2 separate regions of the Homo sapiens genome follow, and region 1 is linked to region 2. The links are chromatin contacts, found by Hi-C or POLR2A ChIA-PET in ENCODE. All regions are on one chromosome and are shown on one strand. Each heading gives the region's core, a stretch centred on a gene start or an enhancer-like site at or near the end of the contact. The rest is flanking DNA. Distances are from core to core; before and after follow the strand shown.

Evidence for each region. A loop is a pair of places that touch in the nucleus more often than their neighbours do. ChIA-PET counts read pairs that join two places held with the same protein, here RNA polymerase II (POLR2A).
Region 1: a loop to region 2 is called in a map of CD14-positive monocyte, with 2.1 times the contacts of the local background. The contact joins two enhancer-like sites. A Hi-C loop is called at or near these places in 5 of 168 maps with a recorded cell type or tissue (CD14-positive monocyte, lower leg skin, psoas muscle and 2 more). POLR2A ChIA-PET finds 5 or more read pairs at or near these places in 3 of 52 experiments (Caco-2, OCI-LY7 and activated CD4-positive, alpha-beta T cell).

Annotation. Positions count from the first base shown.
Region 1 is chr11:10,672,004-10,676,319 of GRCh38, forward strand. All of the region lies in intron 1 of IRAG1 (inositol 1,4,5-triphosphate receptor associated 1), which reads right to left. Among named protein-coding and RNA genes, the nearest start is that of IRAG1, 20 kb to the right of the region's middle. RefSeq lists enhancers at 2,571-3,158, 3,933-4,316. Within about 2 kb of position 3,036, at least 14 of the 41 ENCODE cell types and tissues checked have a DNase peak (open chromatin) inside an H3K27ac peak, as active enhancers do; they include psoas muscle, where a contact is called at or near this core.
Region 2 is chr11:10,404,373-10,408,526 of GRCh38, forward strand. The region is part of intron 2 of CAND1.11 (a long non-coding RNA gene); the gene reads left to right. Among named protein-coding and RNA genes, the nearest start is that of AMPD3, 49 kb to the right of the region's middle. Within about 2 kb of position 2,784, at least 6 of the 41 ENCODE cell types and tissues checked have a DNase peak (open chromatin) inside an H3K27ac peak, as active enhancers do; they include psoas muscle, where a contact is called at or near this core.

The DNA of each region.
Region 1 (4,316 bases), core at 1,786-4,285, 270 kb after region 2:
CATACACATCAATGCAACAGACTTGAGAGTTCATACATAAGCCCTTACATTTATAGTTAATTGATTTCAACAAGGATGCCAAGACAATTCGATGGGGAAAGAAGTCTTTTCAACAAATGGTTCTGGAACAACGGGATAACCACATGTAAAAGAATAAAGTTGGACCTCTTCCTATACCATACACAAAAATTAACTCAAAACATCTAAATGGGAGAGCTATAACTATAGAATTCTTAGGTGAAAGCATGTGAGTAAATCTTGGTGTCCTTGGTTTAGACAATGCCTTCTTAGATACAACACCATAAATGCAGGCAACAAAAGAAAAAGTAAATAAATTGGACTTCATCGCGATACAAAAAATTCTGTATTGAAAGTGATGCTATCAAGGAAGTAAAATGACAACCCACAGAATAGAAAAAAATTTGCAAATAGCATATCTAATAAAGGACTTGAATAAAGAACTCTTATAATGATAAAAAGACAAGTAATACAATTTTTAAATGGGCAAAATATTTGAATACACATGTCTCCAAAGAATATATGCCAATGACCAATAAGCACATGAACAGATGTTCAACGTCATCAACTATCAGGGAAATACAAATTAAAACAGCAATAAGGTACCACTTTACACCCATGAGGGTGGTTAAAATAAAAAAGACAACAGCAAGTGTCGACTAGGATGTGAAGAAACTAGAACCCTTATATATTGCTGGTAGAAATGTAAAATGGCGTAACCGCTTTGGAAAACAGCTTAGCAGTTCCTCAAAAGGTTGAACATAGGATTACTGCATGATCTACCAATTCTTCTAGATATGTACCCAAGAGAAATGAAAATGTATATCCACATAAAAACATGTACACAATGTTCATAGCAGCACTATTTATAATAGCCAAAACATGGAAATAAACTAAATGTCCATAAGGTAATTAATGGATGAATAAAATGTGGTATATTCATACAATAGAATCTATTCGGTCATAAAAAGGAATGAAGAGCCAGGCGCGGTGGCTCACACTTGTAATCCCAGCACTTTGGGAGGCTGAGACGGGCGAATCACTTGAGGTCAGGAGTTTGAGACAAGCCTGGCCAACATGGTAAAATCCCGTCTCTACTAAAAATACAAAAATTAGCTGGGCTTGGTGCCGTGCGCCTGTAATTCCAGCTACTCAGGAGGCTGAGGCATGAGAATTGCTTTAACCCAGGAGGCGAAGGTTGCAGTGAGCTGAGATCATGCCACTTGCACTCCAGCCTGGGTGACGGAGTGAAACTTTGTCTCAAAAAAAAGGAATGAAGTAATGATATAAGTTTTAAGTTTCATGCTAAAGTATGAAACTTAAAATGAATGAAAGGATGAACTTGAAAATATTATGGTAAGTGAAAGAAGCCAGTCACAAAAAACCATACGTATTATTTTATTTATATAAAATGCCCATAATAGAGAAAGCTATAGAGATGGAAGGTAAATTAATGGTTGCTTAGGGCTGAGAGGATGGGGAAATGGGACGTGGCTGTTAATAAGTGTGGGGTTTCTTTTTGGATGATAAAAATATTCTGGAATTAGTTAGCCATGATGGCTGCACAACTCTCTGAATATACTAAAATCCACTGAATTGTACACTTTAAGTAGGTGAGTCATATGGCGTGTGGATTATATTTTAACAAAGCTGTTTAAAATTTTTTCTAACTTCCATTAAAAAAAAAAGAGAAGGAAGCTAGCTTTGGTCCTTAGTGCCTTGTGACCTCTCTGGGCATAGCTTCCTCAAACATAAACATTAGAAATTAAGCTCGATGATTTATAACGTGCCTTCCATCTCTGAAATTGCTGAGGATACATAATGTAAGAAAACAGGTTGAGGGAAAGAGATAGATTATGTGTCTAGGATGGGCTCGTGTGAGGAGAAATGAAGGAGGAGGCAACAATAAGAAGACTAAGAGAAATAGAGATGAAGGGACAGGGACACGGGCTCAGAGAGACAGACAGAGACATGGAGACAAGACTACACCCCAAAAGAAAGACAGACTCACTGGGATGAATGTGCAGATTACTCATCTGTTCTTCCATTTAACAAATATTTACAGAGCGCCTACCAAGTGCCAAGCTCTGTGCAGTAGTAAACCAGGTAGACCAGGGCACTGAGCTCAGAGGTAAGAGACATAGCAGTAAGCAGGCAATTTGCAAGCAAGCACAGAGAGCGAGAGCTGGGATGCAGTAATTCAAGATGCTCCAGAAGTGCACAGATGCAACATACACCCCACACCACACTCCACATGCACAAATGTCCCAAAGGTAGACTCATTTTTGTAGGGAGCGCCATTCCTCATCTGAGGCATTTAGAGTTCTGCTAGCAAAGACATTCAAATAAACGGGTTTTTACAAGTATGGGCACAAATGGGGGTGACACCTTTCAGTTCTCACCCTGAAGTCTCTATAAAATGAGGCTGAAGGACAGGATTCATCCCTCACTCCAGAGCTTCCCAGTACTCTTTCCCCCTCATCGGGAGGGACTGGCTTTGGAAACAGAGAGGAATGTGACCTATTACAGCCACACCAGCACCACTCCTCTGGGCTTTCAGCTGGAAACTTCCCAGAACACATTTTGTTCCACCCTCCTTCCATCCCATCCAGACCTGGCGACCTGGCCCAATGAAGGCATCACATGTTGCCCCTTCCCCTGTCTTGTGGCTTCTCTGCTGCTGACAGGCACATGAAAGGGAATTGAAGCTCAACAGAAAAGTGACTGCTTCCTGCACGGTGTCGGCTCCCTGCCTGACTCAGATTCAGCCAACTCTGAGGAGGGAAGGCAAGGGACGTTTCTGGATATCTCTTGCCCGGGTCCCTCTTCTCCTAACTCCAGATTTAGCGAGAGTCCAAGCTACACAATATTCCTGAAATAGCCCCAAGTCACATCCTAAGATGGGGGTTCATCCCCTCATATGAAGGATTCTCTTTGGAGAAGATGTTGGGGGCTTTGGACGCCGTGCACTGGCACACGAATAGGAAACGCAGAGTGACCCGGAGCAGGAAGGAATGGGCACCGCCCTGCAGATTCTGGGCAGGCTGCACCAGTGCTGGGCTGGGAAACAGCCCCTGGGCTCCCTGAAGATCTCCCTGGCTGTGCACCATTTGGAGCAGCAGTGAATTAATGTGATTCAGGCTCCAAAAATAGTAGCCAGAGCATCTAAAATTGCTTTCCACCCTGGACTGGGCCAGTCCCCTGGGAATGTCAGCATTTCTAAAATGTCCCCATTCACCCAGAGTGCCTTTGTCAGACCCCAAGTAGAATCTGGGCCACCGTTAAGCTCTCCTGGTTCCGTTGGCTCCTGCCCGGTTCCCCTCTCCTGTGTGTCACGTGCACTGCCTCCCAAACAGGAAATGCTAATTCATGCCTGCCACTTGCTGTTACCAGGTCCAAGAACTTTAACCCTGCAAATGGCTTGGAAGGGCAGAAATGGTCCCTTGCAGAAGTGGCCTGGGTGGCTCTCTATCACTGAGTTGGGATTTAATTCCTAACAATGACGACTGGGGAAGCAGGTCACCTGAGGAACCCTGAGCCTCTGGTCTGCTGCTGATGCCAAAGGGAGTCATTTCCACAGTGGCTTGTCTTTCTCTGACAAAATTATTTGGGGATCTCAGGGAATTTCATCATCATGAAGACTTGTCACTCTAGGCCTACCTCAGTGCTTTTGCACATCCTGTACTCTACGCAGGAAACACCATTTACGCCCTCTTCCCTGACTGACAAATGCCCCTTCATCCTCTTATTCAGCGCCTTCCTAAGAGTGCTGCGGTCTTTACTAAGTTTGTCTGCAATGAATGCTCTGGAATGGCCACCTTTGCCCAGGTTACACTCCCATGCCTAGAGATTCACACCCTGCATTCTCCTACCCACTGATCGACCACGACTCTCAGCTGCCTTATTCATGGACAGGAGTGAGGCAAGGAACAAGCCTCTCCCCTGCCTCATGGAGGCTGGCCTCCCATCTAACAATTAAATGGCCAGAGTCTGTAACCACTGCATGGGGTTCCTGATTTAAATGCAGTTTGGGAATCTCTCTGCCTAGAGAATCGTGATTTGATCTTTGTGATCATGTCCTTTAGTTCTCAGGTTCTTAGCTGTGATGCTCGTACTGCCTCTTAGTGGCTTCGCTTTGCCTCCCTAAGAGATTCCAGAAGCGCAGGACACAGAAAGTGATGGAGGAGTGAGGAGGGAGAATGAGTTAGTCTACACCTTGGTTTCTCCCTGTGCGGTGGGAGCTAACGGTTTCTCCGTCAGAATGGTTGAGAGGATGGCATGAGATGCGTACATGACTC
Region 2 (4,154 bases), core at 1,534-4,033:
GCTCATAGAATAGGATATAAAGAATTTTTGTACAGCTATACTATGTGTTTCAAGCTAAATGTTATTACAAAAGAGTCACAATTTGCAAAAATTAACAAGTTTACAAAGTAAAAAAGTTACAGTAAGTTAAGGTTAATCTATTATTGAAGAAAGAAAAAACGTTTAAAACAAATGTAGTGTGGCCTCATTGTACAGTATTTATGAAGTCTACGATAGTGCGCAGTGATGTCCTAGGCCTTCACATTCACTTACTGATCACTCACTGACTCACCCAGAGCAACTTCCAGTCCTGCAAGCTCCATTTGTTCATTTTTTAGTCTTTTATACTGTATTTTTACTGTATCTTTTCTTTGTTTACATATGTTTAAATACACAAATCCTTACTATTGTGTTACAGTTGCCTACAATATTCAGTATAGAACATGCTGTAGAGGTTTGTAGCCCAGGAGCGACAGGCTATCCCATATAGCCTAGGTATGTGGTAGGCTATACAATCTAGGTTTATGTGAGTACACTCTGTGGTGTTTGCACAACCAAATCACCTAAAGACACATCTCTCAGACCATATCCCCATTGTTAATGGATGCTTAACTGTACTGATAATACCTAATAAAATGTAAATACTATGTAAATAGTTGTTATACTCTATTTCTTGGCAGTAATGAAGAGAATAAAAGTCTTTATATGTTTAGGATGGATGCCACTTTTTTTTTCGAATATTTTCCATCCACACTTGGTTGCATCCATGGCTATGGAACTCTTGGAGATGGAGGGCCAACTATATATAGAATTGTAGTTAGTGGCCGGGCTTGGTGGCTCATGCCTGTAATCTCAGCACTTTGGGAGGCCAAGGCGGGTGGATCACTTGAGGTCAGGAGTTCGAGACCAGCCTGACCAAAATGGTGAAACCTTGTCTCTACAAAAAATACAAAAATTAATTGGGCATGGTGGTGGGCACCTGTAATCCCAGCTACTTGGGAGGCTGAGGCAGGAGAATCGCTTGAACCTGGAAGGTGGAGGTTGCAGTGAGCCAAGATCTCACCATTGCATTCTAGCCAGGGTGAAAAGAGTGAAACTCCATCTCAAAAAAAAAAAAAAAAAAAAAAAAATAGATTGTTGTTTGCTGGATTTCTACTCAATAGAACAGAAATTACCTCAATAGTAAATATTCTATAGTTCTCATTTCAGATGAAAATTCAGCTGTTCTCAACGACTTTTTTGTTGTTTGCATAGGTGATCCTCAACTTTGATATGTTCTAATTTTCATGCATGTATCTTTCACTTCTGTGACTGTATACTGATAACTCAAACAGATACTTCATCCTTTAGTTGATGGGTGGTGATTTTACCTTCCCTCTTGTGTGACCACTTGCTAAGTGCTGCTGCTTGGGGATAAAAGGCTGGGTTTCTACAGAGACAAGGGGTATGGGAAGCGTTTATGGTACAGCTGCCCCCCTTTCCCTCTGTGTGCCAAGGGAATCCCAAATTTTCTGAATGCCTGGAGTTTGTCGGTTGATAACAAATTGTTGTACAATGAACAATTAGGTGTTTGCTTCCCAGGCCCATGCTCCCCTCTCCACCACTACAGTCCTTGCATCTGGTAAGGGTGGGAAGGGGGTTCAGTGGCCACTGGTCCTAGGTGATGGCAAGGGTGGTGTCACTGGCTGGGGATGGTGGAGACTTTGCCGTGCCACAGGGGTGGAGAAGATGAGGGCAGAGAGGAGAGGTGGAATCATGGAAGAGAAGCCACAGGCTCGACCTCCCAGGCACCAGGGAGCAACAGAGGGATGCTTGTGAAAGTTTTTATCTGTCAGGACCCAAGATAGCTATAATGCATGTGACAGGGATGGCAATTTTGCAAATATAAAACAGATATATTTAATTACTCATTACATCACTGTTTTCCCTCTGAGATCCAGCTACAAAAATTATCACTAGAGGGCAGGAGAGGTCTCTTTAGCAAGAAACATGCGTCCTAGCCCAGGGTACTGGCTTCTCCCATAGTGTGGGGGCAGTGCTGACTAATGCTTCCCTGTTCACAACACGCTTAGAAAGTGAGAATATGCGTGTGGCACACTGGGGTCAGCTAAAGGGGATTTGGGAATGCCTACATGGGAGCTAGTGAAAAAAATTCACATTTTCTTCATGTTATATTATTACAATAATATACAAAACAAAATATTAAATGTTGAATTTATATAATATTCTAAAGAAAATCATTTAAATATTTTATTGTTAAACATGAGCTTGCTTCAAATTAACATGTCTTTTTTATGTAGTTTTAGGCTTGAAATGGCTACATGGAATTTCTGATCAAGATTTTTAAGGGTTTCTTCATTCTTTTTTCAAATTTCATTTGTTTCTAATTTTTAAATGTTTATAGATTTAGTGGGTACAAGTGCCATTTTGTTACATGGATATATTGCAAAGTGGTGAAGTCTGGGCTTTTCCTGTAACTATCACTTGAATAGTGTACATTGTACCCATAATCATCATTAACAGGAAATTTGTTTGTACAGATTGGTGATAAAAAGTTAAAAACAATTTTGCACCTGTTAAAAAATATATACCAGTTGAAATCATATAGAGACTATAACGGCATTTTCTTTTTTCAAACAACAAATGTGGTATTGAAATTTTTTGGGATGAGCATTGGATTTAGCACCCTTCAAACCTTTTGGATTCTAGTGCACTTAGGTAATGGTGAAGCCCTAATCTGCAGAATACACATGCAATTTTACATCAGATATCCTGCAGGCAGTGTGGAGGTGACTAAAGAGGCTCATCTACTGAGAAAGACAGGAACAGCCCATATACATCGAGTGACTGTTGTCCTGATTTGTCCTGAAGGGCTCTGATTCATTCTTCTGACATGACATGACTATCCAGAGCACTTCCCTTTGCTAAAAAACAAACAAGAAGCGTGCCAGTTTGGTGTTCATACACAGTGTGGATGAATCTCGAAACATTGCCCAGAATGAAAGAAGCCAGACACAAAAAAGTACATGCTGTATGATTCCATTTATTTGAAATTCTAGAATAGGCAAAACTAATTTGTAGTGATGGAAGACAGATGAGTAGTTGTCTCAGGCAGTGGTGGGGGTGAGTGACTGCAGTGGGGCATATGGGGCATTTGGGGGGTAATGACAACATTGTGTATCTTGATCATGGTAGTGGTGACACTGGTGGATCACCCATGTATACATTTGCAGAAACTCATAGTACTATATAGTTAAAATAGATGCATTTCATTATATGTAAATTATACCTCATTAAAGTCGATTTAAAAAAAGAAAGTATACTATTTTGGACAATGAATTTTATGGTTTCTGTACATAGGCGTGAAGACAGATTCAGGGCTGCCATTTCTACTGTGGCTGCCAGAAGCTCCCTCCTGCTCTCCTTGCCCCCGGCCCCATCCCTCTTGGTCTGTGCTCTGTGCTCACCCGACGCAAGGGACACACACTCCTCCAGTGGGTTTCTGGCTCTGTCCATGTGGGAGTGGCACACTATGCAGCAAGCTGCCAAAGGACGTGTCCTCGCCGCTTGGGATGAGATCACTGTCCTTGCTGTTTGATGGGGCCCACTCTTGGCTGCCCTCCAAGGAGCTGTAGGTGAGGTTCTCCTTAGAGGTACCCAGCCTGTGCACTTTGGCTGCCCTCTCACCTGAGGACCGAGGGCATCACCATTGTGCTGCATGCCTGTGGCCCATCTGAAGCACTTCCACGGGGAAGCTCTGGCCTAGGGAAGGTACCTGTGCCTGTCCCTAAGGCTTTCTCATGAGGCTAGAGTAGAAAGGGGGAGGATCTGACATAAAGGAAGCAAATAAGCACCCATTTCTTGGTCCCAGGGAATTGTGGGAGGAAGAAGGAGGGAGGACAGGAGATGGTGGAGAGTGGAGGGCAGTGGCGGGGGCAGTGCAAGGAGAAATGGAGCGGGATGGGAAGAGAAGTTGAGAGTGGTCAGCCAGATGGGTCTTAAATTCCCTTTCTGGGCTTTGGTCTAGAGCAAGTGTTGGCGAACTATTCTGTAAAGGGCTAGATAGTAAATGTCTGAGGTTCGTAGGATCATATGGTGTCTGTCACAACTACTCGACTCTGCCATTGCAGTGGAAAAGCAGCCAAGGACAATGGGTAAATGAATAAATGTGGTCA